Regions from separate parts of the Homo sapiens genome. Here region 1 is linked to region 2. Evidence: chromatin contacts called from ENCODE Hi-C or POLR2A ChIA-PET data. All regions are on one chromosome and are shown on one strand. Each heading gives the region's core, a stretch centred on a gene start or an enhancer-like site at or near the end of the contact. The rest is flanking DNA. Distances are from core to core; before and after follow the strand shown.

Region 1 (5,180 bases), core at 1,597-4,096, 160 kb after region 2:
TTATGCAATTGCACAATGAGCTTACGAAAGCAAAGAATGAACTCCTACAGGAACCTTACCCAGATGTCATTTGAACTTTTCCCTAGTTTTCCAAGGAGATCCTTGTCTTGGCAAAATAGTAGGATTAGGTAAGCTGGGCAACTTCCTATCTTACTATGTTCTACTTAAAAGACACTCTGGTCTCTGGCATATCCAGAATCCCTGATTTCCTCACTTTCAACTCTAAGTTCTGTTTGCCAACTGAGTAAATGATGTGAATTGAAACTTTAAGGTTCATATTTTCTAGTGAAACATCTCCCGGGTCTTTGGTAAATACATATCAATGTTAGATTCATATTTAAGAGTTGTTACATACACTTAACATTTAGATATGCAATTATCTGAGGAAAAAATTCACTATTCTGGCATTTGATGGGTGAAAGATAATGTTATTAGAGCCATAGATAAAAGTACTCTCATATACATATCTGGGTTTGGAAAATCTTGGCTTTTCAAGAGAAAAATGCTTTTTTCACTTACTGTACGATTCAGCTAAAAAGCTTCCTGTAAACTAGACCAAGTACCACCTCTTCCACGAGGCCTGGGTAAGTTCCATTGAATGTTCTCGGAGTCACATGCTGAGCAGAAAGTTGAGCTGGGTTTTCCCTGCACATCCTGGATATTATCCCATTTATCTATTCTAGCCTGATCATGAGAAATAGCAGTAAAGGAAGACAGACTACCAAAAAATGTGAGAACAAATATGTTTGCAGACCTTTATTCAGCAGACAATGTCTTGTACCTAGAAGACACATAATGAGTGTGTATGGAGTTGAAGAATGATGTTTAGACAATGAACTTGGTTCTATTTACCTGCCATTCAAATCTTCAGGAGGCTGCCAGGATGAAATGCAATACTCCAGTTACTACTAAGTCAAGTCCCTCAGAGATGCTGAAGAAATCTCCAGAAGATTCAAGGTATCATATCTTAATCCCACCCCCACCACATCCCCTACTGTCTCTGCAGTAAACATAGCTCTGGAGAAGTATAGACTGACCTTGGGTTTCATCTTTCCTTAAAGTTGTTCAAACACCTTTTTTTTATTATTATTATTTTTAAAAGATGTTTATTTAGCTCAAGGTTCTGCAGGCTGGAAAGTACAAGAAGCATGGTGCCGGCATTTGCTCAGCTTCTGATGAGGGCCGCGTGGTAGGTCAAACCATCTCAGGGAAAGTCAAAGGGGAAGTGGACTCATGCAAAGAGATAAAACTAAAGGAATGTCCTGGCATTATTACAACCCATGCTCCTGGGAACTAATTCATTTCCATGAGAACTAATGAAGTCTTATTGGAGTGAAAACTCACTCACTATCAAGAGAACACCACCAAGTTATTCATAAAAGATATTCCCTGGTGACCAAAACACCTCCCACTAGGCCCCACCTCCTGACACGGGCACATTGGAGGTCACAGTTCGCATGAGTTTTGGAAACACTTAATTTTAAAAGCAAGGGCCTGGTCAAATGATATGCATATGGATTTGTCAACCAGCTACTTTGAGCAATGATCATAACCATGAGGGCTGAGGTAGAGAAGGTTGGAATTTGTAATCACCGGAAAAGCAAAAGCCCTGACCACATCCAAAGTGTGACTTTCTGGTACAATAGGCTTCTGGAAGTAGATGAATCTGGGTTTTTCAAGGTTGTCATCTTAGCAAGGGATGAACTTGGATTGTTCAGGTTTCCAAGGAAGCCCGAAGTATACCCAACGGTTCTGTGAATATAGTGATGATTCTGAGAAATCTTAGAGTCTAAAAGTTTATGGTAGAGTAGGTAGGGTATTCTTATGGTGATGTAATGAAATTGTAACTGGCCAAAACTCCAGAAAGTACCAATGATGTCCTCAGCCCAGGAAATGTCTAACCCCTGCCTCTTTCGTTCCATGTGATTTAGAACTCTCCTGAGGCCCAAGGTTATTCTTCTGGAGCTAAAGGGTCCTAGGCAGACTATCTGTAGGTCTTGTTCAACAACTCCCACCATTTTCATTTCATATTAAGAAGTGAAAAAGCAAGAGTTATTTTCTCATTCTCCCGAAATTTTGTTTGGATAACTGAAGCAGAAGACTCCAGGGAACTGCACAAACAGAGAACTAGCACTGGGCAGATTAGGAGTGCCATTGTATGTATGGGACAGAAGAGCATCGGTGCTCCCACTCTTACCATGGGTACGGTAGAAGTGTGGATGTGGGTGTGGCCATGTGACTCCGACCCTAAGAGTATGTGATGTCATGTCAGGTCTTTCATCATTAGCCTCTAGAAGTTGGGGGCTAAGACTTCTGTCTGATCTCTGAAGCAACATACATTTCACATATTCTCAGGGAAAGCCTGAAGCATTTGCCCTTGTTTTCTTTCCATGAACAATCTTGGAGCATCATGCTACTCATTACAGCTTTGATCTCAAGGCCTATAACCTTTAATAGATGTAGTGTGAGTAGGAATGACTTAGACCAAAAGCAGCCCTAATTTAAGAAACTAACATTAAACACTGACTAAGGTTTCTACGGGGCAGCTAAAGGGGAGAGAATGATCAATTACAAACCAGTAATAGGTAGCCAAAAGTCAGACTTCTCAGTCACAACCTGGGGGTAGGCCAAAATGTGAAGTCGAACAATAATGTCACAAATAGCTGACTTTTTTTTTGCATTTGTTCTGTTAGGAAAGTCTGTCTTGGAAGATTCAGTAAGGCAGCTGGCTGGTTGGAGGAGCCATTTGTCACTTTAGCCAGAGAAGCCTGTAATCTAATAGTTTCAGTTCCCCTGGAAACAAGTGCATAGAGGCATGTCTGCTCTGGAAAAGGCAATCTGAGCAGTGCCAGGGTGCTTGGAAGAGCCTCAAATACAGGCTGTGAGTGCTGGCTCCTCAGAAGGTCTTACCCAGAGAACAGAAGCCTGGGGCAGCCCAAGGTACTTCCCACCACCTTGTTACTTGTGACTTTGCGTCACCTATTTTGCTTCCCCAGGCCTCAGTCTTTTTACTTGTAAAATGGAGTTAAGGATAGTAACTCATGCTTTGAGTCAGGCAAGGCCAAAGTTCAAAACTCCATTCTAACATTTCCTGTTTGAACTTTGGCAATTAATTACTCTCACTCTGAACCTCTCTGAATGTTCATTTCTTCATCCATAAAATGTGGGAAATAATACTGATTGTTTGGATCTTAGAAAACATAATAATGTATGTAAACATAGTAGACATTCAATAAACACTTGTTGAATTAATAGATGAATGATAGTGCCCAGCACATAGTAGGTGATTTTTAGGTGTAGGTTCATCTTCTTTCTTCCCTAACTAGATATGATATGGAATCATACAGTGAGACAAATTATTCTTACTGAGCCACAGGATCCAGGTATCAGCCTAATATTCTAGAGAGTGTTAAGTTTACATCTTCTATGTTTTTTTTCAATTGTTTTTATAGGCACTATTCTGGCCAGAAACATATATCTTAATTGCACTGACGGAAAATATGTTATAGCTAAAGGCAAAAATAAGAAGTAGTATCATGATAACCCAGCTAATATCAAAAAGGTGAACAATTTCTCTCTATAGAAAAATGTGCACACATTCATCAACACAAAGAAACCCCCACAGAGTTCTGCATGTAACCTCAAGGATCCGCCAAAGCCCCAGGTTAAGAACCTCTGGTGCACAAGACTGGACAGGTAGGGCAGCTGACCAGGTAGTTGGCATAACAACCTTGTAAAACTTTTTGCCAAAAATTTTAGGCAGATGCAGATTTTAAAGAATAACATTAGCTTTTCCCTTCAAACTTTCATTCTAGTAGAACCCTGCTTCACCATTCTTAGCTCCTATCTTTTCTTCTTACCTCCTTCCATTCCTTTTAAAGCTGGTCACAAGACTTTCTTTAAAAAATGAAAATTAGCCAGGCATGGTGGCTCACGCCTGTAATCCCAGCACTTTGGGGGGCTGAGGCGGGCAGATCACGAGGTCAGGAGATCGAGACCATCCTGGCTAACATGGTGAAACTCCGTCTCCACTAAAAATAAAAATAAAAAAAGATGAGCTAGGCGTGGTGTCAAGTGCCTGTAGTCCCAGCTACTCAGGAGGCTGAGGCAGGAGAATCGCTTGAACCCAGGAGGCGGAGGCTGCAGTGAGCCGCCAAGACTGTGCCACTGCACTCCAGCCTGGGTTACAGAGCAAGACTCCGTCTAAAAAAAAAAAGAAAAAGAAAGGAAAATTATAGCTGGTTTATAACATTTCCATCTGTCTCTGCTATGTTGAAGTTAGGAAGATCTATAGTTGGTGGTCATCAGCATTTCAATTTAATTGTATTGCTCTATGTGTTAAATGTTAATATTCTTTATGGTAATTGCTGATTGGTCTTGAGTTGCAACATATATCTGTATATAACTATATATGTAGATCTCTGCCCATGACCATTAATATCACCCATTCTCCATATATAAAGGTTGTCCTTTGATCTACAGGTTCAGCTGAAAGCTCTTTGAGAGTATCCAGGCCTTTTAATGCTCTTTCTTAGAATGAGCAGCCCTAGTCCTTGTATTCTTTCTGTCCGTTGTATGGCACACCTTGTATTCTTTCTGTCTGTTGCAATTTTCCCCAGCAACTGCAGTCTGTGTTTTGAAGTCATGACTCAACACATATATAGAATTTTTCTGGCCAGTGCAGTGGGTCACGTCTGTAATCTCAGAACTTTGGGAGGCCCAGGCAGGCGGATCAAGTGGTCAGGAGTTCAAGACCGGCCTGGCCAACATAGTGAAACCCCATCTCCACTAAAAATACAAAAATTAGCCGGGCATGGTGGCACGTGCCTGTAGTCCCAGCTACTCCGGAGGCTGAGGCATGAGAATTGCTTGAACCCGGGAGTTGGAGGTTGTAGTGAGCCGAGATCGTGCCGCTGCACTCCAGCTTGTGCAACAGAGTGATACTAAAAAAAAAAAAAAATTTCTGTTCACCCAGCTTGTGGTTAGCCCACTTTAATCTATCATATTACAGCTGTTTGAATATGGGACAGTTATCCATTTTCCATCCTTGAGAGGCTGTGTTTGAATGATTATTGTTTCACTGCAAGTAGACTGGCTATGTTCCAGGAACTGTCCTGTCACTGCATATTGAGTACAGTTCCTGTATTATGCTGGTAAAGCAAAGGTCCTTCATTATAGCC
Region 2 (5,273 bases), core at 834-3,333:
AACCTTCTACAAACATAAAGGCAGTAAAGATGCTAATGACAGGTTTCAAAACTGCCCCTGAATAAAACACACCCGGTTTTCCACAGCCTGAAATCTAAAAAAGACTGATTGCTCTCCCAGTCTCCTCTTCCTCCTCCTCCATGATTTTATAGCTTTAGAACATCTCTCCACACAGGCTGAATACAGACAGTCTCACTCTTGGTCCTCACCCAGATTATTTTTATGTATCTGGCAACTTGCCTTTTCAATCCCATTTGTTTTCCTTAGCACCGCTAATGGGTGGAAGTCGATGAGGTAAAGAAATCAGCTTCCTAAGCACCCTTGGACTATGACCATAGGAGACAGAATGACAGTAATAGGATGGAGAGGTTTGCAAAAAAAGAAATACCCTCTCACCATAGTGATCACCAGCCCAAAGTACACATGTCAGCCTGGGGACCTGCTTCAGAACTCATTTAGTAGGAGCTTGGTGCTGCTCCAATGCCTCAAAATGCAAAGGCAGACCTCACTCTAAGAGCATACACTCCCAAATGAAAGAGTCATTAAGAGAAACCTGTAAAAGTATTTCCCCAAAGTACCACAGTGTAGATGAGAAAGTTTATGCGACCACCTCCAGGAAAGAGTGTCACCAGGCCCCTGGGAAATTAACTACCACAGAAGGCAAGGGAGCTGGGTCATGGTCCACTGATGTGATTCAGAAAGGGCACCTGGCTGGGGCTGGAATTCCTGCTTGTGAAAGCCCAGGGCACGGCAGGGTTGGGCTGGGCTGGAAGGGAGGGGCAGCCAGGGTGAGTGCCAGTCGTTCCTAGGGTTCAGGCACAAGGTTCCTCACCTCCACTGTGGGGCTGACGCACTGTGCAAAGGTGAAAGAAAGCCAAACCTGAAATCGGCACAAAGGCAGCCACTCGTTGGAAAATCATTTTTAAAGGTCCCCCTGCCCGCCGGGATGAGGTGCTGTACACTATGGAGTGTCCTGAGCACATAAATGACTCTTATCACTTAGGATGCCCAGGAAAAAGTCAACAGACTCACATGCATCATGGTGACCAGGTGACAGGGGTTGAGCAGGTAGATGACGGTCTTGGTGGCGAACTTAAAGCCCACCTCCACCCCGAAGGTCAGGCACAGGGCTACTAAGAGCAGATTCTTGCTCAGGCTCTCCTTGCCTTCCTCTGGCCGCTGGGTCACCTGCTCTGGCTGGCTGCCAGGGCTACCCCTACCGTCCTCCTTCGTCTGCCTCAGGATGTGCCGCAGGGCCACCAGGATCTCCAACAGAGCCAGGGTCAGGACCACCACACTTTCCAGCAGCCGCTGCTGCCAAGAGAGGAAGGCAGCACAGTCGGGGCCCCCATTGCCTGCAAAACTGGGGTCCACGCCCCCATAGAGCCAGTCCAGGAGACTCTGGTAGCTATACCGGGACATGATGCAGTGGTTCCCCTTGACCACAGTACAGGAAGCAAGAGTGAGATGGAACACAAGCCCAGAGGGTTGCCCGGGTGGTGGACCATGTAAGGCGGGCACACCCCCACAACCCCCCTCCAGACACCAGGGCACCGAGAGTAGGGGAGGGGAAGCTACACGCAAGGCCCGGGGTAAAGTGCTGGCTCTAACTTGTCCCCACGGCTGTCTGGGGGAGCCCCCCGCGCTTCTCCAGTGGCCACCAACGAGGCAGGGTTGAAAGGAGCCGTTGGCCAATCTAAAAGGAAGGAGAGGAAAAAAAAAAAAAAGAGGTCTCAAAGAGGCAATTGCACCGGGAATTAGGAAGCGGGAGGGGTAACTAGCGAGGGAAGAAAACGGGAACGGGGCAGTGGCGAAGCAAGCAGGGGTCAGGGGAAGCCGGAGGCCGAAAGGGTCAGGGCGGGGGCCAAGGAGACCCGGCAGTGCTGCGGCAGCGAACCGGGAGCCAAAAGGGGTCAGAGCTAGGGGACACGCGGAGGCAAGGAGAGGAGCTAGCGGGGCCGAGCAGGCGGGGAGGGCGACGGGGATGGCAGGGACGCCGGACTCCTCGTCTCACGCACTCGCCACAGAGGGATCTCTTACTCCTGCAACCGCGTGGCCGTCTCTGCCCCCAGCTAGCAACTTCGCCGCCGACGGGCCCCTCCAGCCAATTTAGAGCCGTCCTTGTCCAGCCTCCCGCCCCCGGGTACACCCCCGAACCCCCAGCTCCACCCTCCGGCCCTAGACGCCCGCCCTCCGGGCAGCACCACCCCCAGCCCGCGGCCCGCCCGGGACCTGCCCCCCTCGCGCAGGCAGCGGAGGGAGGAAGCCAGAGGGAAGGCGGGAGGCCGGGCCAGCCGGGGGCTGGACTAAAGCCGGCCCCTGGACTAAAGCCGGCCCCCCTCCCTCCTCCCCGGCGCCGCAACCTCCCGCGCCTCCCGCCCAGCCCCGGGGACCGGCCGCCGCGCCCCTCGGGGCTTCACTCACCGGCAGCTCGGCCCGCGGCCCCGGATCGGGCTACTGCTCCGCTCCCGCGCTCTCCGCGCCGGGCGCTCGGTTCCCCTGGCGGCCGCCGCCGCGGCGCACGGCTCCTCCTCCCCGTCTTCCTCCCCCTGCAGCAGCCGCGCTCGCTTCCTCCTTCTTCCCCTCCCTCTCTCCTCCCCCTCCCCGCTGCCACCGCCACTGCCTCCCTCCTCCCGTCCAGTTCAGCTCTCGCCCCACCACACGCCCTCGGGCCACGACTACTCCTCCTCGCCTCCTTCCCTTTTCTGCCTCTGGCACTCCCCTCACCCGTCCACCATTCACACCTCCCACCCTCCGCGGCTTCGGCTCTCCCTCCTCCTCCTCCCTCCTCCTCCCTCCTCCGGCTCAGGCTCCGCCTCCTTCCGCCTCCTCCCTGGCCTGCCTCGTCTTCTGCACTCGGAGCCTGCACGCGTGCACAGCCACCCTCCTTCACAACCGTGTACAGAATTCGCCCCCTCGGTGAAGCCCTGTTGACTGGCTCCGCCTCCCGCGACCTGGTTCTCCAGGGCACTTCTTTCTATACTGCACACATAGTAGGCACTTAGCTGGCCCGCACTAACTTCTTGTGGGGGAATAAGCCTTTCTAGTAATGAGCAGCTTGGCTTCGGGGTGTGTGCTGGGTATGGCCGGCTCCTCTTCGCGATTCCTCCTTTCTGCCACGACTCATGCAAGGCCAGAAAGGCATCTTCTCTCCCCTTTCTAGCCACAGCCCCACTCCACACTTCAGTGCCTAGGACAGGAGCTTCATTTCCCTGCTCCTCCCCCTCCTGCTCTGATCCACTATTTTCTCTCTACCTCTTGCCACACAGACCACCCCTGCCACACCCTCTCCCTCTCCCACTTCTCTCCTTTCTCCTGACAGGCCTTCAATGGTAGGCCAGTGGGAGGAAGGGAGGCTTCCCGTGACCTCTTTCCCTCCCCCTCTTCCCCCCTTCCCCCTCCCCAGAGCAGTTGCTTCCTAACCTATGCGTGGAAAAGCCAGCCAGGACTATATGAGTGTGGAGGAGCAGCACTAAGCCCAAAACCTGGATAAGGGCAACTGACGGAAATAAAATCCCCTCTTCCTACCTGCTGCTTTTTACCGATCGGCTATTTGCTTTTCTTGAGACAAGGGTCAGTAAAAGGACCTTCTCAGGACCTTCCTCATGTTTATTTAATATTTATTGAAGACTCACGATGAGTTAGAAGAATATCCAGAAAAACACAGTTAGGCACCTTGCCTAGGAAACACTTTTGGATGTTGGCTGCAAGCCAGGCTCAAAACATAAAATGCAATCTACTGTATTATCAGGCCATCGCCCTCCCGTTTTTTCCAAGTCTGGTTTTCCGAACAAGTACAGCCAGGTAGCCTTGTCTGACTCCAAGTTTTGTACAACATCTACCATAGGCCTGATGTTCTCCAAGTGTCAGAGGCGTTAGAACCAGAGCGACTCCATCTTGAACAGGGCCTGGATAAAATGACGCTGAGACCTACTGAGCTGCATTCCCAAAAAGTTAGGCATTCCAAGTCACGGGATGAGATAGGAGGTCGGCACAAGATTATAGGTCACAAAGACCTTGCTGATAAAACAGGATGCAGTAAAGAAGCCGGCCAAACCCCACTAAAACCAAAAAGGTGATGACAGTTACCTCTGGTCGTCCCCACTGCTCATTATATGCAAATTATAACGCATTAGCATGCTAAAAGTCACTCCCACCAGCGTCCAGAAGTTACCCTATATGGTCTGAAAGGGGGAGGAACCCTCAGTTCTGAGAATTGCCCACCCCTTTCCCAGAAAACTCATGAATAATCCACCCCTTGTTTAGCATATAATCAAGAAATAACCATAAGAATTATCAGTTGAGCAGCCCAAGCTGCTACTCTGCCTATGGAGTAGCCATTCTTTATTCCTTTACTTTCTTAATAGACTTGCTTTGACTTTACTCCAAATTCTTTCTTGCCCCGAATTCTTGCTAGAGGTCCAAGAACCCTCTCTTGGGGTCTGCATCCAGACCACTTTCCAGTAATACAAGTGCCAATTAATAAACAACAACAAACAAGGCTTGATTCAGAGGCTCACTAGTTCATTCTCCTTAAGTGTTTTGTTAAATCCTCAGCAACATAACCAAGGAACATTAAGGACAAAGCTGGGGAGCACCTAGCAATGGAATACAGCATCCCAAAACCTCAAGTTGCTATCTTCAAGGAAGCAAGAATTAGGATATAGCACTTAGCCAATGGCTTCAGTAATCCCTCCAATTTCCATGCTGAGCTTCTGTTGAGAATTTGGCCTAGACTGTCCCGAGTTTGCAACAATGACTATGGTTAATAATGACTGTAGCCAGGCCAGTTTTCTAAATTGAGCCATAAATTCCTTTTTCACAGGCATGTTGAAGAAAAAAGCCAAACTCTGTAAAATATTTGAGATTTATTCTGCACCAAATGTGAGGACCATGACATGTGACACAGCCTCAGAAGGTCCTGAGATCCTGTGCCCGAGGTGGTCGGATTACAGCTTGGTTTTATACATTTTAGAGAGACAGGAGTTACAGGCAAAGATATAAATCAATACATGTAAGGTATACATTGGTCTCAGCCTGGAAAGGCGGGACATCTCAGGTGGTTGGGGGAAGCTCACAGTCATAGGTGGATTCAAAGACTTCTGACTAGCAACTGGTCGAAAAAGTTAAGCTTTATTTAAAGTAAAGAGTTGAAGTCAGCAGAAAGAAATGCTTAAGATAACGGGTATTGTGGAAGCCAAGATTCTTGCTATGTAGATGAAGCCTACAGGTAGCAACCTTCAGAGAGAATAGATGTAAAATCTCTTATTGGA

What was found. Hi-C counts contacts between places; a loop is a spot of excess contacts on that map. ChIA-PET counts read pairs that join two places held with the same protein, here RNA polymerase II (POLR2A). Pooled maps may share reads with other maps.
Region 1: a loop to region 2 is called in a map of chondrocyte, with 3 times the contacts of the local background. The contact joins the enhancer-like site here to the promoter of TMEM164 in region 2. A Hi-C loop is called at or near these places in 1 of 168 maps with a recorded cell type or tissue (chondrocyte) and 4 of 50 pooled maps. POLR2A ChIA-PET finds 5 or more read pairs at or near these places in 3 of 52 experiments (GM12878, activated CD4-positive, alpha-beta T cell and activated naive CD8-positive, alpha-beta T cell).

What each region holds. Positions count from the first base shown.
Region 1 is chrX:109,842,263-109,847,442 of GRCh38, reverse strand. No RefSeq gene overlaps it. Among named protein-coding and RNA genes, the nearest start is that of ACSL4, 110 kb to the right of the region's middle. Within about 2 kb of position 2,846, at least 3 of the 41 ENCODE cell types and tissues checked have a DNase peak (open chromatin) inside an H3K27ac peak, as active enhancers do.
Region 2 is chrX:109,999,924-110,005,196 of GRCh38, reverse strand. It overlaps TMEM164 (transmembrane protein 164), which reads right to left and starts at 2,083. Exons shown (of 7, transcript NM_032227.4): 1 at 2,019-2,083; 2 at 1,033-1,696. The coding sequence starts at 1,422. RefSeq lists an enhancer at 1,221-1,876 and a silencer at 1,979-2,838.